Regions from separate parts of the Mus musculus genome. Here region 2 is linked to region 1. A link is a loop called in an ENCODE intact Hi-C map of the cell type or tissue named here. Cell type or tissue: gastrocnemius. All regions are shown on one strand. Each heading gives the region's core, and the rest is flanking DNA. Links, peaks and the distances in the headings are about the cores only. Region 1 has its middle 84 kb from the start of Gm35733. Region 2 has its middle 13 kb from the start of Gm52028.

Region 1 (12,851 bases), core at 2,384-10,383:
ACTTTCTTAATTCCTAAACTAAACTAAAAAAAAAAAAATTCAGAGTGTGGTTCATGGGACAGTTATAGATATGATTGTTAAATGGCTTTGGTACTAACTTGTGAATTTCTTTTAAAGACAGTCGTTTAACGTCTGGAGGATAGCAAAGTGAAGAGCATTGCTCAATGTTGATTTGTCAAAAGATTACAGTTTAGCCCTCGAAATAAATGTTTCCCAAAATAACAGCATTTGGGAAACTTTGAACCCCGTCTCAGTCATCGCCCGAGAACTAAGAGGCCTTTCATAGTCCGAGGGCAGAATCCAGAGGGCCGACAGGAACAAGAAGCCTTCAGTCCCCCTCACTCCGCCTGGGGACCTGCCACACTATTATTAGCAAGGCATACAAAATAGATTTGGTAAACACTGGAGACGCCCTGCCAAGGAGCAGCTCAGAGACATATGGTCTTTTTTAAGTGCCACGATCACTGCAAACAAGCGAGATGTCCTAATGAAGAGGGAGCTCTTGTCAGACATCTTGTTCTAAAATTCAGCATTGAGCTTCTGAAACAGACAGGCAGAACTTCAGAGGTTGGGCAAGACACCAGTGCTTCTTCCAAGGGAGACGAAGGTTGAACTAGAGGGCTGCCATCTCTCCTTCTGACACCAGAGGGAGCGCAACTACGCGGAATCAGCTAGGAGCTGGCTTCTGGGGCCCGATCAGGCTCTCAGGTCTCCCACCAAGATGCACCTTCTATAGCTTTTTGAGATAGTGGAAATGTAGAGAAGGAACCCCACCTTTCTTGTTCCGTAGGGTTAGGACATGCGCATTATTGCTTCATTGTCACAGACTTCTGTAAGTAGAGTGCACATTTAGCTGAATGACGAAATGGGGAGTGGGTGGGTGATAGATCTCCATCCTTCCAATTTGCCTTGCCTCATGTGGGCACTTGGGCTTCTCACTACACAGCTCCCTGTTTGTGTTTAGTCATTAAATCTTTTAATGATTTTACTGGATAGAGTTTGGACTAGTCCGGGATTCTGGGGAAAAAAAAAAAATCTTCCCACCCCAAACACCTTTTCTGTGTTGCCTTAACAGAACGTTAACGTTTTCCAGGTAAGGAACATGACCTTGTGCTACACAGTTCCTGCTTTAAGCCCTGTCCCCAGCAGATACTCAGCTGAGAGTCCATGTTTGACAGGAGTGGCTGATGAATGGCTTTCTTGTCTTGGCAGGGCACCCACGAAGAATGGGACACAGTTTTGATGCTCAAAGTGTCTAACCATATTTCCTCAACATATTGTCTTATATGTGTAAATATACATATATATATATATTCCTGAATACACAAATACAACATGCTCAATCTGTATGCTGTTACTTGCATGTAGGATTTCTGGGCTGACCATTGGTATTGGATAACCAGTTGGTGTGCTCTTCCTTGGGGAGCCTATTTCTCAGCTCCCAGCATCCCTCGGTTGTCTGTGGCTCTTTTTCTTGAATTGCAAGCTACTGAGGCGGAGACCTTCTGGGATTTCCTCCTTCCACATATGCATGTCCACTGGTGTCATCCGTGTTCCGCTCAAGTTTAGGCTCCTGTATGTATGTTTGAACATAGTGGAAATCAGAATAGTGGTGGTTCAACAAAATACTCTAAAATAAGCATTATTCTGTTCTTTCTCATTGTAAGCACCTCCCCCATATATACATATAGACACCCCTCTTGGGAAAAGGGGGTGGTTCCTAAGGGAATAACTTTACCAAAGGATTAGACAATGTTGTTTTTTTTTTTAAGAAAATAGCACTCCATATTTATTTAGTTTTTTTATTTGACAGTTTCATGATGCTTCTGACAAACTTTACTTATTTCACCCTTTATTCCCCACTCTCCTCCTCCTTCCCTAACTGAACCCTTCCAACAAGTTCCCCTCCTCCTTTGAATCTCGTGTGTGTGTGTGTGTGTGTGTGTGTGTGTGTGTGTGTGTGTGTGTGCTACTGGGCTTAATTAGGGATGTTTGTACTAGCATAGTCCATCTCTATCTATCTATCTATCTATCTATCTATCTATCTATCTATCCACACACCCACCGATCTATCTATCTATCTATCCATCTATCTATCATCTATCTATCTATCTATCTATCTATCTATCTATCTATCATCTATCTATCTATCATCTATCTATCCATTCATATATCTATCTATCTATCTATCTATCTATCTATCTATCTATAGACATTTTCACTCACTAAACCTGGAGCTCACTGGTTAAGTGTCTTAGAACACTGGTCTGAGTGTCAAGCATTTAATCACTGAGCTCCCCGCAAAGCCCCTAAAACCATCCTTGCTTTAAGGAAAGGAAAAATCTGACATCAAGGTGTTGGGAACAGGATTCAGGTCTCCTAGCCTAAGTCCATTCTGTTCCATGCTGCAGTGGGAGCAAGAGCAATTGCTGATCTTAAAAATAGCTCTTTCTCCTAAATTCTAAAGCCAAACTAAGTAAGTACCCTGATTCTGGAAAGCATTTCTAAATCAGAAAAGGAACAGGATACACAGAAAGGAAGACTTTGACACAGACGAGAACTCTAATAGGAGACAGAGCTCCCTTGAATACATGGTTTTTATTTCACTTTTGACTGAGTGACAGGGAGAATTGTGGATGGGCAGGACATAAGAATAGGATTAAAGGTGCTGGATCTAATACGATACTTCTTCTTTAATGTGAAGAAGGTGTGTTTCAGTTAGTTTTTTTTTTGTCAGCTAAACACCAGCTAGAGTTAACTGGGAAGAAGAAACTCAGTTGAGAAAATGCTCCCCTCAGATTGTCTGTAGCAAGACCATGGTGCGTTTTCTTGATTAATGAATGATGAGAGAGAGGGCCAAGCTGACTGGGAGCAGTATCAACCACTGGACCAGATGGTCCTGGGAGCCATAAAAAAAGCAGGCTGAGCAAGCCAGTAAGTATCATTCCTTCACGGTCCAGCTTTAATCTCTGCCTCCAGATTCCAGCATTGAGTTCCCGGTCTAACTTCTCTTCCTGGTGACTATACAGTGGAGGATAAAATGAACCCTATTCTTCCCAAGTTGTTCATGGCCATTCCTGTTTCACAGCGACAGAAATCAAACTAGAATAGTGTGAAAACTTCAAAGCCCACCACAACCATCTTTTTCTTAGTAACAGATTTGTGTCTCTGTTTGGTGAGACGACACATTTAATTCCTCCAGTGCTGGTTCCAATGAGCTCTTTATGAGTCTAAAGGGATTATCAACACTGCATTTGAAAGATGGAGTCACAGTAATTTCTAGCAAGATGTTGAAAGCTTTGGGCTCATTGGTGTATGTGAAAATGATCATGTATTAATTTAATATGGGTAGCAGAAGCAATCTGGGATTAGAGGGGACAAAGGGACAAGGGAGAGAGGAGATGGGGAATTGTATGCTGCATCTTGAACTCATTCATGGGATCATGATGGCCTGAGCTACTACCACCCATGTCATTTTGTCTCTATGCCAAAGTGACCTCAAAAAGGGTAAGTTCCAGTTAGGATCTATTGAGCAAGAGTGGGGCACTCGACACGACTGAACAAGGTTGGAACTTTTGGGATCAGTGCATTGATCAGCCTCTACCTAGGCAACAAGATACCTAGGCAAAGGATCTCATCGGGAGACAGGGTATTGATGGTGTGATATTGGTGGTAGCAGTGAAGGTTCTTCTGTGTTTGATACTGAGAACAGAGACACTTACCCACGAAGGGCTTCCAGGAAAGGAAGCTGTGGTGGGGCAGGTACTAGTTTACTGTATTATCAACCAGAGACTGAATGTGACGTCATGGCGGGACTACTCCCATCTACTCAGGGTTTGAAACCATCTTCCAGCCAGAGATGGCTGGAGCAAGGGTCACTGTTGGTCTCATCAGTTGGTTACTGATGTCCAGTGTGGAGGATGGATGCCAAGGCCTTTGGCATGCTGGATCATGACCAACATTGACCTGCCTCTGAGATTCTTCAGCCCATAATTTTGTTATTTGAAAATGTTCTAGGTTATCAAGGCTTGAAATGAATGATTCTTCTATAGCAAATGAAGCTACCAGGCCAATATTCTTCCAATGTCTTCTTATATGGTATATCATGCCTTTTGCATCTTCTAATATGCTGTCTGCTCCCTTAAGTCTTTGAAGATCCGTATGTTCTATTACCAGAGGCTGAGACAGACTTCTTCTTGTGCTATACAAGTCTGGGCTATTTCACCAGCCACCTGCTCCTCTGGACAGTTCTTATGGGTGACTCCACTTTGGCGGATTGGCTGATTAGTTACAGTGATGTGGTCACCAGCCACAGCTCTTTTGGGGCTTGATAATGCCCTAGCATTCATTCATCTTTGGCTATGTCAGTTTGTCATACACCAAACTCCCTCAGCTGAGGGACAGGAGGATTCGAGGTGTCCTGTGACCAGTGTGTTCTGGTCTTTGGCTCCTGGGCACTCTTTAGCAAGGGCCAGCTGGTACTTCCTTTCCTTAGTTAGGGGGGCGCAGCACAGCCTGCAGGCAGACAGCAATTAAAATGGCCATTCCTTCAGTTCACCACAATCAAACTGTTTCTTTGTGGCTTGTTCTTGGTACCACTGCCTTTCCAGAGACTCCTTGGCTGTATTTACCCAGGATTAAAGTGATGCCTTAGGCATTTTGGGAGAAGCTGGACAGCCTTTGAGAATTCTCTGACTCCACCCTCCACAGAGCTTCACTTCCATCAAAAGTGCCTCTTTCTTTCTGGAGGGGAAAGTCCCGGAACTGGGTGGGATGCCCCAGGGAGCCAGAAAACCAGGGTTCAGGACAACTTTCTTATAATGTCCTAATTTTGAGTCACAGGGGGAGAAATGGGACTTAAAACAATGCCCTTTCTTTCTTTCTTTCTTTCTTTCTTTCTTTCTTTCTTTCTTTCTTTCTTTCTTTCTTTCTTTCTTTCTTTCTTCCTTCCTTCCTTCCTTCCTTCCTTCCTTCCTCTCTCTCTCTCTCTCTCTCTCTTTCTTTCTTTCTTTCTTATGTTCTTTCTAATGTTCTTTCTTTCTGTTCTAATGTTGAAACATTAGACCATTGAGACCTTAATGTCTCCATCGGCAGCAAGAAACTGGAGGTTATAGATGGATGGCAGACCAGGATTTGGAAAGTAGTTGAGTGACTTATAAGTGCGGGTTGTGGCGGCACTCACCTTTAATCCCAGCACTCGGGAGGCAGAGGTAGGCAGATTTCTGAGTTCGAGGCCAGCCTGGTCTACAAAGTGAGTTCCAGGACAGCCAGGGCTATACAGAGAAACCCTGTCTCAAAAAAAAAAAACAAAAAAAAACAAAAAAAAACAAAAGCCAAAAACCCAAAAACAAAAACAAACAAACAAAAAAACCCACCCCCCCCCCCAAAAAAAAACCAAACCAACAAACCAAAAACCAAAACCAAACAAACAAAAAAGTTCCAGCCTTTAAACACACTGGAATGTTATAATGGAGCAAGTTTAAGTGAGACGAGAGAGACATGTGTGTGGGAGACAGACCTGAGCAGCCAGGAGGACCAGTGTGCTCAGGTCTTGACTTCCTCCTGGTTTCCCTTAGGGAGACTGGAGCTGTGCCTCTCTCCTGGTTCCTGGAACTAGAGACTGGAGGGAGACATCTTGTCCCAAGCTAGGTTGGCTTTCCTAACCACACCAGCAAGCCAGTGGAAGAGCATTTTTGCTATCTCCTGCTTATACTTTTTTCAAGGTCCCAGAGTGAGGAAGGGTAGGAAAATGGGAACAGAAGCCAAGAGGGTTCCGGGCACCTCAGAGAGTTTCTTCCCACAGTTGGCTGTCTTCCGGCTATCAAGAAACCAAGTGGGTCATCTCGTGTGGATCTTTGAGTTGACAGTTTCCAGTGCCAGAAAGACCCCAGAATTAAGACTGTTGGAGAAATGTAACATAGTGCCCACTGGAGAGGAGGACTCACTGACACTGTGTGAACATTAACGCTGATAAATAGGGAATTGATGCTCTGCTTGCTGACATAATCCATAGTCCCACCTCCCGTGACAGGGTTGCCGAGGGTAACTGGCTACCCTTCACTTTCCACCTGGTCTTGAGCTATCCCAGCTCTGGGTGAGCCAGAAAACCAAACGACCTTGGATCCGGAGCAGAGGGGAAGTCACTTCCTTGGTGTAACCTGACTTGAGCGATACCAGAGACGGACAGGGGAGAGTTTGGAGAGAGGACAAGTACTGAGGAGAACCGGGTGCCACTGAGATGTTTCTGGCGCCGGAGCAGCTGGCATCCTGCTCTATTGAGATTGGCTGGCCCAGGAGGATCCTAATTACCGCACAACTGCTGCCTCCATAATCACAGTGACAGCAGTCGTGTGGGCCGGAAGGAGATGCGAGATGGATCTGGTGACGGCTGCAGAGGATGCCGGAATCATTGTTCTTTGCCCTGGCTTCAAACAAGGGGGCTGTTGCCAGCTGCCTGCTAAGTTTGAAACAGCTGTCCCCAAGAAGGGGCCAACCCTTCCAGCTTCAGCTTTAGAGAAGATATCAGCTCCAGACATCAGGTCTGTCCCCATGTCCTCTGGTCGAGGCAGAGGTCCCCATGCCCTTTGGCCATGACTGGCCTGGAAGGCACTTAGAACTATTTACTCTAGGGGGTCTCAGGGGAGAAATCAAAAGTGTAGAAGGAGAAACTCACATTTAAAAGCTACAAGATGATACCTCTGAGGAAGTGTCTTCACAGTAAAAAGAAGGAACATGAAATTTATTAGTTAGATGACCTCTTTGACTAAAAAAAATACAAAAAACCCACAAAGGTATTTTATCATAGCATATATATATATATATGTACACACACACACACACACACACATGAAAATCTCACGTGTGTATAATGTGAGATTTTCTTTTTCTTCTGAACAAGGTCTCAGGTTTATGCGAGCACAAGAAGCTTTGCAGACAGCTCTCAGTAGACTCTGAGAGCCAATCAGAAGCTTAATATGCAAATGAGGGTTGCTAGAACGGGAAGGAAGTGGGTAGAGGTTGGGCAAGTGCTGGGAAAGTGGAGACATCCCACTTTCATCTATCTGTTTTATGATTGGTTCTCAGGAGGATGCCAGGACTGATCAGTGACAGGGACTCCTAATGAGGCAGCCATCCTATCCTCCCTGCGTCCTTTGTTGGCTTTCTGACTTCTGGACACTAAGGATTCTGGGAGAAGAACATAATAGATTTACCAGCTGATTGTGTTCCTCCCGGGAGTCTGGTGACTAATTATGACATAGGCAAAGATAATTTGCCACGCTGATGCTCAGAGTGGGCACGTGGAGGGCAAAACTTGTGGCCTCGGAACTTCCTGGCTTTTGTTCCTCTTTGCTTACTCCAGAACCAGTCTTAATCCATGCCTGGCTCCAGAGCATCACCCAGTGTCATACATGAAATTGTATGTAAAGCCACAGATTCTCTTTCAGTCCTTCGGGATCCCGAGATCAGCTCTAGATTACGGATCCTTTCAGGCTGCTTCACAAGACAGTAGAGCAATACTATTTGGTGTTATGTGGTGAAGCTGTTGGGGCTGAGGTGTCCATGATCCAGTTTTTGTTATAAAGAGTAGCTGTATACTTCTGTGGAACACATTTTCATTCCACACCCTCTTGTGTTTATTCCTTCTGACAGTCACGTGCACTGAGCAGCAGCGAGAGAGCCAGCGTCTCCTATGTTGTTGGGGGGAAGCGTCCGATTTCTTCATTAACTCCTAACTTAGCTTTTGGATGTCGTTTGGAACAAAATCGGGCTTGCATTTCTTCTCTACCGTTCCGGGAGTGTGTTAGTCTCTGGCCCTTAATAGCCTTGTTCCTCAGTAGCCATAAGGGAACCTGGGGTTTGCACAGGGCTCTCAGACTGGGGTTTTAGGGGTGGTAGAATGATAATTTTAAGACACGTTTGCATCACAGCGTTTCAGGTAAGTCCTAACTTTGAAACCTACAGACTTGTTAGCAGGCGCTCATGCTGGTGTGGACTGAGTGGACACTGCCTCACAGAAACAGTAATTAGATCCATGTGTTTGGGAGACAAGATTGATTAGTGGAGTAAAAGACGCCATTTACATGTCCATAGCTTGCAGACCGCCTCAACCTGGGAGAACTCTGTGTTCACACACAGAATCATCTGCGACGTTTGCAGTAGGTAGAACGGAAACTGTATGACCCAGAATGTCATCTGCCAGCACGCACCATCGGAAAGCTCCCTATGTGTCTTCGGTCTTCACCGGTGGCCTGTATGGGTTCAGGACCCAATAGGGGTGAAAGTCATTCTGGTCACAGCTTTATGGATGGGTTGATTTTTTTTTTCGGTCTGGCTCAGTATCCTGTCATTTCAAAACCATTTCCCATTCAGAGTACGTGAATCACAGCCATGTGCCACATGGTAATGTTCCAGATGGTGACAACATATATGGTGGTCTCGAAAGTTTAGAACGAGTCCAAAAAAATTCCTATCACTTAGTGACGTAACCATCCTAACTCGTTCTACATGTGTTTGTGGTGGTGCTGTTGGACTCAGCTGCTATGTGGGTCAGTCACGCAGAAGTAAAAGTTGCACAGATATGGACAATACACAATACAGCGGAATGGTAATAAACAACAGTTACCGGTTTATATACCCATTGCACCATACTACACGTGTTAATCTTTGTGCTCTCCTTTGCCTATAAAAAGTTGATTATAAAGCAGTGTGTTCACTATTACAATGGAAGTCTCAATGTTTTGTGCTTGCTCCAATTCTTTTAGTGTGTGTGTGTGTGTGTGTGTGTGTGTGTGTGCATGTATACAGATGGGTATTCTGATGACTGACGTCAGGGTCTCACAATTGCAAGGCAAACGAGTTACCAAAAGAGCTCCAGCCCTTGCCATATCCTTCGATTGTGTTAAGCGGCTGTAGTGAGTGCTTAGCCTACAGTGTCTAAGATCATGACGTTTGCAAGCAGAGGAAATTACCCAATGCCGATCTTTCCTGTATGCATTTCTACCACCAAACAAAGCATGGCTGTATCTGGAGAAAAAAAAAGATGTGATTACTTCCTGGGTTGCCTTATGTTTGCTGTTGGTACAAGCTTTCAATACATAACACCTATTTTGTCAGAGGTGATCAGCTGACCAAATGCAAGGGGAACTTGGTATTTGTAAGGTTTTAGGCACTTAAGAGTAGTGGGTTATCAGCACTCGGGAGGCAGAGGCAGGTGGATTTCTGAGTTCGAGGCCAGCCTGGTCTACAGAGTGAGTTCCAGGACATCCAGGGCTACACAGAGAAACCCTGTCTTGAAAAACCAAAAAAAAAAAAAAAAAAAAAAGTAGTGGGTTATGTGAGCTAGCATACACAGAGATTACTATGTAGGCATTACTAATCCTGCTTGTGAGAGAATGCTCACTATATGATATGGAGTCTCAAGATGAGAACACATCATACTGTGATGATCTCATACCTGCAGAAATACGCAGAGGAATAACGAACTACAGAGAATATGCTGAACTGTGAACCCTTGAGCATGTATTGAAAATGAGACACTCGGTGAGATTTTTTTTTGGACAATCCATAATGAATATGCACAATTTTTGTAATCAGAGAATTTTTTCTTTGTTTACAAATATAGTTAGGAAGTGGTTCCTGATATGCCACTGGAGGTAAGGAGATCAGTTATACACAATGACAAAGGCAATGCATTTCAAAGTCAGGCTCTGGGTCAGGAATGCACCAATGTTGGGAAATAGGAGGGACCCATAAGAGAGGCACAGGAATTTTGGTGGAGAATCAGAGCCAAAGATGCCAAGGTAAAACAGGAGCCATTGACAAATCCCCAGCTGTATGAAACAGTGTGGTACGCTACCCATTGGAGCTAGAATGAGGTCTGTCTCTTGCCTATCTTCTCTCTGTGTGTCTGTCTCTGTCTGTCTCTTGTCTATCTTCTTTCTGTATATTGTCTCTATTTGTATGTCTATCTGTCTTCTCTGTCTCTCTCCCTCCCGCTACCTCTCGTCTTTCCTCTGTCTCTCTGCTTCCGTGTCTCTGTGTCTCTGTCTGTCTCTCTGTCTCTGTATGTCTATGAGCATGTGGAGGCCAGGTTGATTGTTGATGTTGATGTATTCTATTGCTCTCCACCTTACTTTTCAAGACAGCATCTCCCACTGAAGTCACTGATTCAGCTGCTGCAGCCGGCCAGTGAGCCCCTAAGGTCTGCTTGAGTCTGCCTTCCACCCCAACCTTAGTTTTGCTATGGGTTCCGGGGGTCTGAACCTCAGGCCTCCTGTTGCTTACAGCAAGTGCTGTGCCCTCTGTGGCATCTCTCCAGATCCTAGAATGAGGTTTTGAGCCAATTTGATCAGAGTTTCTAGGGTGGAGTTACCCCTGTTGTCACGCACATTTTTGTAAAGTCAATACATTCGGGTTAATTTGTTATTGGAATTTTAACTACCCAAATGCCCAGCCCAGGAGAAGCCCAGTCCAGAGTTTGAGCTCTTGTCAAGCACAATTTCTGTCAGGGCTTTAAGTGATACAGTGTGTAGTTATTCTTGAAAATGTCAGTTATCTGTTCTCTTGCCAATATATATAAAAAGAGAGACATGAGAAAGAAAATAACCACAAAGACATTTAATCAGTTACATGGATTGAGTTTATTTTCCCCCACTGGGCAATGTTTTTCAAAAAGTCCTTGGAGAATTTAAGCTGAATTAATATTTGTCAATTCAGAGCCACATAACAGCAGTTTCAGCCCGTTAACAAAAGCCAGTCTCATGGCACAGGAACGAGAAATCAATTTGTCACCAAAATTTCATTTGTTTATTACCCAAACAAATGGGAGAGCAGGGTTGGAGAGTGTGTCAGTGTGGTTAGTAGTGATTTTTTGGCTCGGATTTTCCCTTAGTAATTGAAGCTTTGGATCAGAGATGTTTCTAATGTAAAAGCCAAATCCACGGCCGTGGCAACGAGACCCATCTGAGCTTGCTGCCGTCGATCACTGCATCGAAACTCAGGGCTAGAGAAGGACTTCATGTTTAACAATAATTCAGTTTCTAATTCATGGCTGCACAGGTTCTTCTCTCCCCCTTTCTAGATTTTTTCCCCCTTTCTACTTTTCTTTTTATTAGATGATATCATATCTATTGAAACTGACAAGGAGAAATGAGCACACATGGATTGTCTCTGCTTGGAAGGCAACATTTCTGGATGCGTATTTTGGGTGGAAGTATTACTAGACAAACTAAATATGGCATGCTAAAAAAAAATAAATCAGTAAATTTGGTTGAAGTCTGTACTTTATTTTTTACCTGCTGTGGGATGTTGGGAAAGTCATGTGTGACTCTCCAAATTCTTGCCTGTCGACCTTCTGCGCGGGGACAGCAGTGTGCATTTCTGCTCGAGGTCCATCGTGCGGCTCAGCAATCACCTCTTTCTTCCCTACGGAGCATTCACCCCTGGGCTCTCATTGCATATTTCACTGCGTGGACTATCTCATAGATATGCTTGTTCTAAAATGTCTGCGTATACAAATGAGAAATACACACCCGAATACAGAGCTCCTTCAGTATTACAGCCATACCAAGGCAACAGCTAGCATGCAGAGCCTTACTAAGGCAACACCCAGCTTACAATGTCTCATCAGTGCACATCTGTCGGAAAGACAGAGTCTAGTCCAGGATAAAAGCCCTAGGAGGAGAATGTGCTGTAACCTGGGGGTGCATCTTGGTTATTGGGGCCTTAGTTCCAGTCTCCACATGGACATTCATGGTTGTGCAACCTTGGGTGAGCTACTTAGCCGCTTAGGGCTTCTAGTTTATGCTCATCATAGGCGATAGAGCTTATATTGAAGTTATGAGGATTTAAAAATATTATTCCTGTAAAGTAACTGACCCAGAATCTGTGTTTATTGTCAATTGTCACCCATCAACAGAGTTTCTTCCTCTTCCTTTCTCTTCCTCCTCCTCCTCCTCCTCCTCCTCCTCCTCCTCCTCCTCCTCCTCCTTCTCTTTCTCCTTCTCTGTGCTCAAACTCATTGCGTCATGGCTGTGTTTGCATGTTTACATTTTCAGGAGGGAGAAAAACACACAAAATGAAGATGCCTTAATAGTAGGACTCTTGATGTCTCCCAACCCCCCAAGACAGAGTTTCTTGGTGTATTGCAGTCTGTCCCAGAATATGCTCTGTAGACCAGGCTGAGCTCACAGAGATCCACCTGTGAGTTCTTGAGTGTTGATACTAACGGCGTGAGCCACCAATGCCCGGCTGACTCTTGCTGTCTTAGTGTATGGCACTAAGTGTCAGTCGTGATGAGGAGAGCCAGGGTGAAGTAGCTGAGAAGATATTTTTGACCATTATAGGTTGGTGAGACCCGGCATGGGATCACAGCTCTGGCAGCAGTGAAAGTGTTGTATCTGTAGCCGCAGGCTAATAGGGGGAAAGCTTCAGCCTGGAGTCCGGAACATCTTAGCCAGATGCCCGTCTCTAGACAGCTCTTTCTGTGTGAGATCTTCGGAAACTTTAGACAAAGGAGATTATGGGTGTAGAACAAGAAACGCAGGGGGCTAACATTTATTGGCATTCTCTATTTATTCAACTCATCAAGAAAGTCATCAGTTTAATTAAGTCTTTTAAACAATGGGATATTGTTTGGAATGGGCATTGTCTTAGTCAGGGTTTCCATTCCTGCACAAACATCATGACCAAGAAGCAAGTTGGAGAGAAAAGGATTTATTCAGCTTACACATTGCTGTTCATCACCAAGGAAGTCAGGACTGGAACTCAAGCAGGTCAGGAAGCAGGAGCTGATGCAGAGGCCACGGAGGGATGTTTCTTACTGGCTTGCTTCCCCTGGCTTGCTCAGCCTG
Region 2 (12,851 bases), core at 2,164-10,163, 220 kb after region 1:
TGACTCTCCATAGGTTTTACTAGGTCATCAGCCCTGCTCATCTATTTTCTAGGTCCAATTTTTGTAAATTCACTGAGATCCAAAATTTGACAATTTCGGGAATATTTTTATTAATTATGTTATGAGAGAATAAGAAGGATGTAGGGGGCCCAGAAGAATTTTAGGGCTGAAATACTCTGTGTGGTAATAATGAATGCATATCAATTATATGTTTGTCTAAACTCGTCGAATGCCCATCCGGAGGGAGCCCTAACGTAAGCTATGGACCATGGGTGATAATGATGTGTTGATGGAGTTTCATCAGTTATGATCGGCACACTGTTCTTCTGGTCAGTGCTTTCTTACAGTGTGTGTGAACACACTGACAATAAATACAACAGGAAATCTGTGTTATCTGCCTCTTAATTTTGCTGTGAAGTTAAAATTGCCCTGGAACTAGTCTTGCAAAAGGGGTTGGTTTAAAACTTCTTTCTGTCTTCACAGGCTCCTACCTGGCCTGCTATGAGAGACCCAAATCCACATCACGAGAACATCTAGGATAAGTGACTGAGGAATGATAGGAAAAATGTGTAAAGGCAATCTGAGAATGGCAACCCTAAGCCAACACAGAGAAGTTTCCCTAAAGCAGTTACTGAATATTTCTTTATCTCAGTCTATAACTCCTCAGACTGTAACAGTCTCAGGCTTGCTTGCAGGGCACCAATTAATGTGTACAGATATAGACGCTACTAATTGCTTCTAGACATCAGGCTAGAGTATTGAGATGTATAAATTGGACTCAAAATTGATTATTATAATTTGTTTCCAAGTTCTTTTCTAGAGAAAAAAAAACATTATTTCCTGGGAAGTAATTATTGTATATTTCTAACTGCAGGTGGAGTCAGTGCTCTGTTGTTGAAGGCTGATGTTGTGTTTAGAGTTCTGAAGTGAAATACAGGCACTACAAAGGATGGTTTGCAATGCCTGGTTTTCAATAGTTGGTATACATGTAATATACATATAAATATACATATACACATAATATGCATATACCTATAAATATGCATGTAGTATGCTTATAATGTGCATATAATATACATATAATATATAAATATAATATACATATAACATACCTATAATATACATGTACTATACATACACATACATATACATACTATAATACTGAGCTTTTTCAGCTGCAAAAATGGATGCAGAATACTCTGCCTTACTTCTGTGTCTATTACTGAGGCTCTTACCCCAACAATAAGTAAAGTCAATGCTGACTTAACTGACAAGATGCTAAGGTCACTGGGACAGGACAGGGGAAAGGGCAATGGGACCACAATGGGACCACACATTGTAACAGTCTACTCACAGATAAACTCATATCGATTTCCCTTTGATTTCTTGCACTTGCTGAGCTGTCCATTATATCAGGTTTTACACACATGGTACAGAAGGGACACACGTTGGTAGTGAGTGCCTCCAGGAGGGTGGTATTTAAATCATAATTAGCAAGGAGCACATAATCTATAAAATGGGATAACAGAGTGTATAAAAAGCCAGGTAGCCCCTCGTGGTTGCACGTGTGTGTTTCTGTTCTCATGGCTGAAACTGAATCCCTGGCATAAGCAACTTTGGGAAGCAAAGGTTTATTTGGGCTCGCGGTTTGGTGGTACAGTCCATCACCGTGGAGAAGGCATGGCGGGAGAGGTGTGAACTTTTTCCACAGTCAGGAGGCAAAGAAAGATGAACGTTGGTACTCGCTCACCATCTCCTCTTTATTCAGTCTGGAACTTCTGTCTATGTCCCCCCAGCCCCATTTATGGTGGCTCTTACCTCTTCAGTAAAATTTAGTAACTTTACTAAAAATATTATCAAAGACAGCTGAGAAGTTTTCCATAGTGATTCAAAATCCAGTCAAGTTTTCATTGATCATTACCGATCGTAACACCCAAATCTATGCAGAGAGAGCTATGAAAAGGTGGGTATTTGGCCATCTCAGGGTCAGTGCCAGTGGGCTGTGTCACTTTTGAGTGGAAAAATAAGAAGAGAAAGACGAGAATAATTTTGGATGAGGCACCCTCCTAGAATAGACATCTGTAGGCTGCCTCCAACACTCTCTCTCTCTCTCTCTCTCTCTCTCTCTCTCTCTCTCTCTCTCTCTCTCTCTCTCTCTCGTGTGTGTGACTTGTACAGGCAATGGGTAATAAGGAGAAAAAAATTTATCAGAGAGAGGAGATGAAGGCTTTAGTTATGAGTACATATCCTGTTTTTGTTTTTGTTTTAATTTTAGTGGACTACTTACATTTTGAACCAAATAACTCTATTAGGGAAGGTTGTAGACCTGGGGGTGTTGATGACATCTCCAGCCTCCACCCATTAGACAACAGGAGTGCCCTGCTAATAGGAAATCCAAAAGTGACCTGGGTGCCCAGGATCACTAGTGTTTGCCATTTTGTGGCTGGCTTATTTCACAACATGACATCCTGCAGGCTCATCCATCCTGTAAACTGTGTGTAAGTTCCCTTTATAGCTCTCAGTGGTGGCTTAGTGCATGGAGATTTCCTCATCCATTGATGAATATTTGGGAAGCTTTTAATTTTTTTGCTACTGTGAGTAATTCTGCTGCACAAATGAGTAGACACATACTTTTGCAAGAACTCACTTTTGACTCTTCGTAGTGATTCTGAAGTAAAATTGCTAAATCATATGCTAGTTCAATTTTAAGTTTTTCTAGAAACTAATATGTTCTTTTTCATAGTACTTCTACTGTTTTACATTCTGCTTGAAGAACTTTTTGTGCATCCTGGGTACATATATCTCTTTATGATGTATGTGATTTGCATCATTAAACTCACAACAGTTTCTTTTGAAGATTAAAAATTTAAGAATGTTCAACTCATCTTCTTTTTAAAAAGAATATACATTTATATATATTACCCACACTTCATAGCTGCAACCATTTTATTCTCCTTTATCTTATATGTTTTATAATTTTAATTCTTGCATTTAGTTCTTGATTCATTTTAGGTTAATTGTATGTCTAGTTTGTATTGTATATATGTTATCCTCTATATCTAAAGCACACATACGTGTGTGTGTGTGTGTGTGTGTTCATAACACTGTCTCATATATCCCAGGATGGTCTCATACTCATTATACCCGAGGATGACCTTGAACTCTGGGTCCTCCTCCTTCTACTTGGGGCTACAGTGGTTGACAAGACCATTAACTTTTAAAGAGAAGTGACTCTCTTTCTCCTATGGCTTGGACCGTTTGAGTCCAGAAATGCCTGGCCCCACTGCCCTGAGACTGCAGCAAGGCTAAGTACCTCCTGGTGAGAACACACAGTGACATAAATATTCCACTTTATGGCTGTGAGTCAAGGGACTCAAGAAGAGGCAGAGACTGAGGTCCTACCATTTCTTTGAAGAGCCTGGGCTGAAGGATCATCCAAACAGCCTCACCTGTTGGCAAGTCCCCCAGCACCAATCTAAGGACTAGGTTTTACAGAGGGACCTGGTCATGTAAAAGACAAAACCATAAAGAGTGAGATACAGGTTAAACTATAGTGGTTTTTCATGTAGATGACTAGTTAGTCCTAAAACAATATTGAGTTTTTTCACACCATAAAATAGTATCTTATAATATTTTGCCAGGCAGTGGTGATGCATGCCTTTAATCCCAGCCCTTGGGAGGCAGAGGCAGGTGATCTCTGTAATTTTGTGGCCAGCCTGGTCTACAAAATGAGTTCCAAACCTTGTCTCAAATGAAACCAAACCCAACAAAACAAAATAATACAAAAAGAAAACAGTATATTATCCCATTTTGAAGGTACTCTTACATTTCCTTTTTCAGTAATAACTTTATTCATACATTTTTGTTACTTGTTTTTAAATATGCTCTTTTCAGCCTACTACAACTGAATCTAAAATTTTCTATTTTTCACATGTGCTGCTAACATACAATTTATTTTATATTTTAACCTGTCCTCCTGTAACTCTTACAATCAATACCACTTCTAGTAGATGCCTAAGATTTTCTTCTCCGGCAGCCATGTCATCTGCTGGTGGCAAAACAAAGGATGTCCGGTTCTCTCTCTATGGTCTGTATCTGTTGTTGTTGTTTGTCTTATCATGATGGCCCATGTCTGCACTTCTAGGTTCATTTTAATTTCTTTCCTTATGTGTGTGCGATCATGCATGTTGGGGGCATTGTACACGTGAGTGTAATGGCTGCAGAGGCCAGAAATAGGATTTTGGGTCTCTAGGAGCTCCGGATGCAGGTCGTTCTACCCAGTGTGGATGCAGGGATGCAAACTCTGGTCCCCTGCAAGAGCAGTCCATGCTGTTAACACGCCCCCCCTCTTACCTGAGACTACCCATGGTGGCGAAGCTATGTTGCCTTGTTTCTGATCTCAAGGCACTACAACACAATCGTCACCCACCACTGGGGGGATGCTAGCTGCCTGTTTCTGTGGATGGCCTCTTTCAGTTCAGAATTTTGGTTCTTGTTTACTAACTGGCAGAGAGATTTTATAATGAGCTTTGTTGAATAGCGAACACGCATCTGCTGAAATGGCTGAGTTTCTTTTTCATCTTGTCAATGCAGTGAATTACTTTGATTTTCAAATGTCAGGGTGGCCTTGAATCCCCATGATTAAAATAAGATGTCCCGGTGAGTTGCATTATTAGATCAATTTGCTCCTACTTTTAAGGCATTTTATACCTATGAAAGTAATTTAAGTATTCCATCCTTTCTCTTATCAAAAGTGTACTTTTATCTCTTATCAAAATTTGTACTTTTACCTCACTATTCTCTATAACCACCGGTGAAACTCAGTATGTTCTCATTAAAACATTTGAGCCTTGTGTGGTGCTGGTATTACCAGTCTTCATACTACCACCCACTTCCCAGCCTGAAAATCAGAGGTTATCGTGTTTCCACGTAACCACCATTCATTGGGTGGCAGTGTGTATCTACAAGGGTGTTCATTGTGTGTTCTTCCCTCCCCTTACTGCCCTTGATGCCAAACTTAGAACATGGCTAACTCTTGCTTAGCCACATCTTACAAAACAGTTTACAGGCCTTATTAAAAAAAAAAACAAAAACAAACAAACAAAAAAAACCAAACCAAAACAAAAAACCAAACCAAAACAAAAAACCAAACCAAAACAAAACAAAAAAACCCACCCTCATTTAAACGCCAGTAATGTATACCAACCAGCATGTCCCTTCTGACTGACTCTACTCAGATGAAACATTAATGATGTTTTACAACATAAAATTGGTTCTATTTTTCTTTTTTAACCCTACCTTCTAACCCTTCCTTTTCTTGTAGTTCTTGAGTGTATTGTGATTGCTCTGGATTTCCTGGGCACAGGATGGACCAGCACACCTCGGAAACTTTGCTTTTTTTAAATTTCTGTATTTTGAAAGATTAATGTTCGATCCATTTCCCTTCACCTCTCATAGACTTAATAGGCATTCTCGTTATTTCAGTAAAACGGGACACCACACTCATAGTAAGAAATGTAATTGCTTGTTATGCCAACACGATTTCCATGTAATATAAACCTAGCTGGTATGTTTTGACCCCGCCCCTACCTCCTCCCCTCCCCTTCCCTCCCCTTCCCCCCTTCCATGCCTAGCACACATTTTTCTTAAGCCTGACAACCATCTATATCCTCTAGAATACCCAGAAAGTAGTAAATTATCCCCGCTAAGCAGACTGTGGGCCTCAACAAAGCCCAGAAAATGTGTTTAGCTTAATCAACTGTTATTGGAAATGGGAACAGTTTTCAAATTGCTTCGGAGGAAAACAAACCAACAAACCAGTAAACAAGCACTTGGCACAGAAACTCAGCTTCATTGAACTAAACATTTAAATGGAGGGTGTTGGAAGAGAGTGGAGTGACGCGGCCTGGAAAACCGACACATCAGCAACAATCAGCTCGTTGTTTGATAAGGTTCATAAAAGAGAGAGTCCCTTTAAAGTCGGATTGTTATCACAGTTGAAGACCAGTTTATTAAGATGTTAATGCCTGAGGCAGAAGCAAACTGTTTTCTTTAGTCTGCCAGAAGGATGCTCTTCCCAAGAACTGTCGTAGCCCGCAGCACACGGAAATTAGCGCGTCATAATAAACATATTTGAGATCTGGACCAGGCGCAGACCCTAAGATCTGAACATGACTAACATATCGACAGGATTCACACACTCACTTAAGGTCAATATTAGCAGTGATCTACGGTACTGAGTCTTTGAATATGGAAATCTATTAGAAGAGGTTTCGAGTGGAGGTGTAGACCTTGTGTGGTTGCTGAACACCGCCCCCTCCCCGCCAAGCCCCCCCCCCCAGCACCCCTTTGAGCCCTCTGAGGCACGCTGTTACTGCTTTGGTCTGAGTCTTTCCCATGCGAAATGTTCCCTGTTTGCAGAATGGACAGCTAGACACTGGATCATCCACAGGCAAGCAAGGACCTGGTAGAGAGACACACACCGCTCGGAACACACAAGTCGCTCCTTTTCATGTCTTAGCATTGCTACCTGCTTTATTATGCGAACTCCAATTTACCTGAAGGTTCCCCTAAACACATCATTAAACAAGTTTTATATCTTTTAGAGATCCTTAGTCAGCTTAAAGGGCTCCCCCCTCCACACACACACAGTTTGCTAAAAGTGAAAGATCAGTGGTCCAAGGTCATATGGTAAAATACTATCTCAAAACAAACAAAAAAAAAAAATCGAAGATACTTCTAAATTGCTGGTTTCATAGCTTATTTAAAGCTTCAGTTATTTCTTGCTTTAAAATTTTCCCATACTTTTCAGATGAATTTTGCCATTTGTGGAGTAAGCAAACATAAGCTTTAGAGGCCAGTTTTCACCTTTAACCAAAACCCTGTGTTATACAGTGGGAACCTAAAGTTGAATAGACTATTAAAAAGTGTACGTGTGTGTGTGTGTGTGTGTGTGTGTACACGTGTGTGTGCTTGCAGGGGTTAAGAGCATCCAGGTTTAATTCCCAGCATCCTCTTGGCTGTTCACCACTGTCTGTAACTGCAGTCCCAGGAGATCTGATGCCCTCTTCTGGCTGCCATGGGAACTGCATGCAGGTGATATATTTATATGTAGGCAGGCAAAACACTGTACAGATTAAAAAAAAAAATTAAAGTGTCCATGCAAAGTTCACTTTAACCTTCAGCTCTATTGTCCTTAACAGCGTGTGTTCTTTCTCCATCCTGTCTATGAACATTCAGATTCTATTCATGCCTTAAGGGCCTCTCACCCCACTCACCCTCAGTGAATTCATTATCTTCAGGCTTGCAAACACCTTCCTACTTCTTGGCTTTAAGGATGCCCCAAGGGATGGAAACACGACTTGGGGTTTAACAACTTTTGTTGCTGTTATAGAGAGACCTTGTGAGCTTTTTTGAAGGTTCTGGCAGGAGATCATAGCTACGAGGCTACCTTTGACCTGAGACCGGTCATTCCCCATCCCAGGAATGTGCATGCTTTGGAAAGGGTCCAGGTGGAGTGGTAAGGGAGGAAGATGGGCACTTGCCTAGCCAGCCAGATCAGCCAAATCAACCCTGGTGATCAACAGGATGACAGATGTCACAGCCAGATCGTCATAATATCGTACAGTTTCCTTCCCAGCAACCAAGTTGAGAAAGCTCACAATTGCTCTTGATATCTCTGGCTGCTGTGAGCACTTGCAGACAAATGGACATGCACACACAAGTGCACATGCATGCACACATGTACATAGAGGCACATAATCAAAACTAATTTTGGTAGGATCATTTAAATCTCCAGTAAAATTTATTAACTAAGAGGCAATTTGTGTTATAGTTTTAAAGACTATAGAGGATGAATTATCTAGCATGGTATAGAAAATACAGCATTCAATCAATACGTTTACTAAAAATTCGCTGAGTTTAAACGGAAATTAATTTATGACATCCATTTTCTTCCAATAAAGTTTTTTTTTCTCCTTTATCTAAAATATTCCTGTCTTAACCTCTTTTTTTATCAAGATGGCCTAGTGGAGGGAGTTGGGGAATCTATTAAAACCTTACAGTAGAAATGTTGAGCAGTGAGTTAGCATCAAGGCACAACACCTGTCATCAAAGCACTCAGAAGGGTGAACCTGGAGAACTGCAGCAAGTTTTAGACCAGCCTAGGCTCTGTATAGGGAGACCCTGTCTCAAATTCCCACCCCCAAACAGAAGGGAGTAAAATGAAGGACAATGTAGATCACATTCAATGTAGCCACATTCCACGCTGGCAGCCACAGCTTTTGGGCAGTCAGCAGTGAACCTGGTGGAAGCTCCTGACCATCAAAGCCTGCTTTAGGTAACTGCTTCTTGCATATCTTGTCAACTGACTTTGGCGGATGCCAGAGGATATGTTTCTGTGCTATCCGCACGAAAGAGGAAGATGCATTCGAAAAGTTGGTTTTGACAATGTGTCTGAAGTCAAAAGCTATGAATGTTGTATGTGAGATCTTTGGAGACTGAGAGCAAAGTCCAGGCTCCAATTGAAAATAGTGTGCTGAAACCTACTATTTTGTATGCCTGGAAATTGTTCAGAGATGAATTTCAAAACCAAGGCAAAAATGTGGGACCAGAAATAAGAAGACGAGGTTCCAACGTTCCTTACATCATCATATATATATATATATATATATATATATATATATATATATATATATATGAACTGTGTGGCGATCTGGTGAAATGTGTTGGAAAGGGTGGGAGGCAGAACACGACCTTTTCAGCAAAGTACTGAGAGAGACCACTGCTGCAAGCCCGCAGGCTGGAGGAGCAGCGGAGCCGACCATGTGTTACTGGACATCTGAGGTAGTTCTGTGACTGAGGCGCTAAAATCATCTCTAATAGATTCCCCAAGATAACCGTATCAAGATGCACGGGATACACTCACATACCACATGCTCACACGAAAATGTCCTTAAGGGACACAAGGCCATGCACAACGAATATACACGATGAAATTCTTAACCAGTGAGGAGAATATGTGAAAATCAGTTAAACTTTGTGGGTCGGACACAAATAGAAGGAATAAACTGGGGTGGTGGTATTTGGGAAGAAGGGTTTCAAGGGGCGAGGGAGGGGAAGGTAGAACTTGAAAATGACTAAAATCCAGTGTCTAGATGTATGAAATTGTCAACAACAAAGCTATAGACTGAAAAAGGAAAAAATAAGGAAAATAAATATAAGTACATTTTTATCACACATAAAAGTCCTCAGGTGTTTGCACAATGGATTCTCTATGGGTCTGAGACTGGGACACTGTAAGCTGTGAATATTTTCTACTTCTACCATTGGCTTACATAAAAATTATTAGGGCTGGGACAAAAGTAAAAGGCATTTTTTAAAAACAAGGTGCTAACATTATTAATTGAGGCATTGCATAATATGAAACACAAAGAAAGGTGTGTATTCTCTTAAAAGAAGTATTTCATCCTGAACTTCTCAAAAGCCGCAGTCACATGCTGCCTAGAGATCACTCCTGGGCAGGGAAGGTGGTGGTTTTTTTGTTTGTTTGTTTGTTTTGTCTTTTTATTAGGTATTTATTTCATTTACATTTCCAATGCTATCCCAAAAGTCTCCCACCCGCTCCCCCCACCCCCCGTTTCCCCCCTCCACTCCCACTTCTTGGCCCTGGTGTTCCCCTGTACTGAGGCAGATAAAGTTTGCACGACCAATGGGCCTCTCTTTCTACTGATGGCCGACTAGGCCATCTTCTGATACACATGCAGCTAGAGACACAAGCTCTGGAGGTAGAGAACATGGTGTTTTTATATGCAGTAACCCACAAACCGCCCTGACCCCTATTCCTTACAGCCAAATAAATTGCAAGGGGCCCAGCCATTGCTGTTCTGGCAGCAGGAGCCCTGAGATAAGGATTCCCACAGTAAGCAGCATGTTACCCTTTTACCACTATCTGTTGATTGAACTTCAAAGGCACTTTCAACCTGTCACGGGGAAGCGCGCACAAGGCTTTCTATGTGGGCGCGCATGACAGGGAAGGACAGGGGATTCTCGAATTCTGTGCTTTGTGGCTACTTTTCATCCTTAGAGCACCCTGTGTCCCAAGCACAGGCTCAAGCTGTGCTGGAGGCTTCTGAGAATAGAGGAGACTCCAGGTGCGGGCTGTAACTAGTACTCAGGGGAAATTATTGGATTCTAGTATAGGAGGCAGTGGAAGGTCAAATCCAGGACTAAGTAGGTTGAGAGCCTTGTGCCGATTAACAAACAACTTAAACCCAATGGGTCACAGGTAGCAGGAAGTTTAGATGATCAGCAAAGGGAACTTTAACGCCCCCAGGGGGCACTCAGAACCTGAACCTGTGATCAGCCATGAATTTCCTCAGTTGGACAAGGGTGGGGATGGGGAGAAAGTTGCGGAGAATTGAACAAGATGATAGCTCTCTTAGATGCCCAGTTGCTAAATGCTTTCACTCCAAGCATTAATCAGATTCCAAACATATGTACGATAGCTTGAGCACGGGTAGTGTCATTTAGTAAGCTGGGTCATTTAATATCAACATATTGCTGTGTACGCTGATGTAGGCTTTTCTGCAGGAAGTTCTTAATCCCCAGACGGCATGGCATTCCAGCTAGAGGAGGCACCTGGGATGAACAAAAGACATTCTCTGAAGAGTGCATTTCCCTAACGGTGGTTCTTGGCTTTTGAGGTATCTTTGAAGAGCCCCATGAAGAGGAAGAAGCAGGTGTGACTTGTAGGAAGAGGCTACTGGGACAGAGGGAGCAGCCTGGCATCCTCTCACTAACAAGGCCCTGGTGGCCCCTGGGGTGGTTACCCCACCTGCCACTGAGCAGAGACATGGTTATTTGACCCTTACCTGGGGGCGGTTTGGAGTTGATATGAGATCATGTTTATTACCAGGCTTCTCTTATGGGTTTTGTAACAGATGCTTTGTCGGCATTGTTTGTATGCCTCTCCATGCCACCTGACTGACAGTTGTCAACAGAGTATCTCTGCTACTTTCCTACTATGAATAATGTCTTGAGTTTTCAGATGGGAAGAATGACCACTGGTCTAAATGAACACCTCTAGCAAAGAGCCCCTGACTCCCTGTGGGTGTGTCCTAAGCTTGGGATGAGGGCTTTCCCCCACATTATTACTCTATCTGGTCTCTACTAACACATCTTTGGCTTAAAGTGGACCGGCTTTAGCTGTGGTCTATACCATGGATTGTTACACGAGAATCCAAATGGTTAGCCACTTCATCCTGGGGTCGTAACTATCTAGAGGCCCAGAGCAGAAGCTTTGGCAGCTCTGCTTTGAGATCCAGTGGAAAAGCAAACCTGATCAGTTAGTGATGGTTTCCACAGAAGAAAGCAGGAAATGCAACAGTGCATAACCTTGACCTAGGCCGCCTCTATTGCTTTGCACCCAGGTTACCTCAAATCACACACTACAGCTGAGCTCCCAGAGAGTAAAGGAGATGCCATTGGAGTCTGCACAATCTATCCCAGTCTCTCTGTTCTTCCCATTGTAGCATCCAGCCCAGCCCTTTCATTTTTGGTCTCTATTTAGAAAACGGGGTAGTAACATCTAAGCATGCTTTGTTCATTAGTCCCAAGCATGATTGGGAAGGAAATACGGGACCAGCTCACATCTACTCATCTCCCTTCCATTCATATTCCCAAGTATTATCTGGGGAGTATTATAAGGACCAGGATGATCCAGATACAAAGCTTGGATATTAGTATTATTAAATAGGCATTTGTAAGGGGTTGCCTTTTGGAAGATTGGACAGAGCTGTGGCTTTCTGGAGGCATTTGCTAATGGCCTATTTTCCAAGGACACATGACAACAAACAGGAAAGTGTCATGGCCTGGTGGGAACAAAGCTCACTTAGCAGATCTTAATGTAAGTTACAGAAATGTCATGTAGCTGTCTATGAAGCCTCAGGAAAGTCATTACTTTCCCTAGTCCTCAACAGGAAAAAAAATTGGAGTAGAAAAATCTATGCTTTGGATCTGGGAAGCTGTCTCAGTGGGTATGATGCCTGCTGTATAAGTGGGAACACTTGAACACTCCTGTGTGTGTGTGTGTGTGTGTGTGTGTGAGAGAGAGAGAGAGAGAGAGAGAGAGAGAGAGAGAGAGAAGGAAACAGAGGGAGAGACAGAGGGAAGGGGTAAGTTTGGATCCCCAACACTCTCATAAAAGCCAGGCATGGAACTACATTTCTGCAGTCCCCATGCTGGAGTGGAGAGGCTGTTGGATCCTGGATGCTTGCTACAAAGCCAGAGTACCTAAAATAGGCAATTTCTAGGTTCAGTGAGAGACTCTTACTCAAAACAGAGAGAGTAAAAATAAGACACCCAGTGTTAACCTCTAGCCTCCATGCTACAGGCATGTGTGAGCAGACCTGCATATAAGTGCGCAGATGAATGTAACACACACACACACACACACACACACACACACACACACACCATGTGTCATTTAAGGATTCACATTTTTGTGTATGTCAAGTTTATGGTGGAATGACTGATAAAGGTAACTATACATACATACTAAGCTTTGCCATAAAAATATACAGATTAATCTAGGGTAAATTCCAATGAGAAGAATTGAGAGAATTTTATTTTAAAAATCTTCCAGCTGCCCTTAGAAGTTGTTACAGTGTTTTCAAAGTCACTGGATCTGACTGGAGCTTTACCCAATAATGTTAAAAATAAAAATTTCTAAGGATATAAAATAAAATACAAAGAAGTCCAGAAGTTATTCTTTTCCAGACTTGTTAAATTAAAATGTCCAGGATGGAGTCTTAGTTTTTTGCATAAGATAGTAAGTCCTCTAAGTTTTGTTA

Evidence for each region. A loop is a pair of places that touch in the nucleus more often than their neighbours do. Peaks named below come from ENCODE experiments on the same cell type or tissue, not always from the same donor. Only the 100,000 strongest peaks of a DNase experiment are listed, where the experiment ranks them.
Region 2: it touches region 1 in a loop (2.7-fold over the local background); 5 of 42 quality-filtered maps call a loop at or near these places.

What each region holds. Positions count from the first base shown.
Region 1 is chr13:47,348,323-47,361,173 of GRCm38, forward strand. No RefSeq gene overlaps it. Among named protein-coding and RNA genes, the nearest start is that of Gm35733, 84 kb to the right of the region's middle. In gastrocnemius, for the core only: no CTCF peak of the experiment used is centred there; a DNase peak (open chromatin) is centred at 6,325.
Region 2 is chr13:47,569,642-47,582,492 of GRCm38, forward strand. No RefSeq gene overlaps it. Among named protein-coding and RNA genes, the nearest start is that of Gm52028, 13 kb to the left of the region's middle. In gastrocnemius, for the core only: a CTCF peak has its summit at 7,089 (motif pointing left); a DNase peak (open chromatin) is centred at 7,064.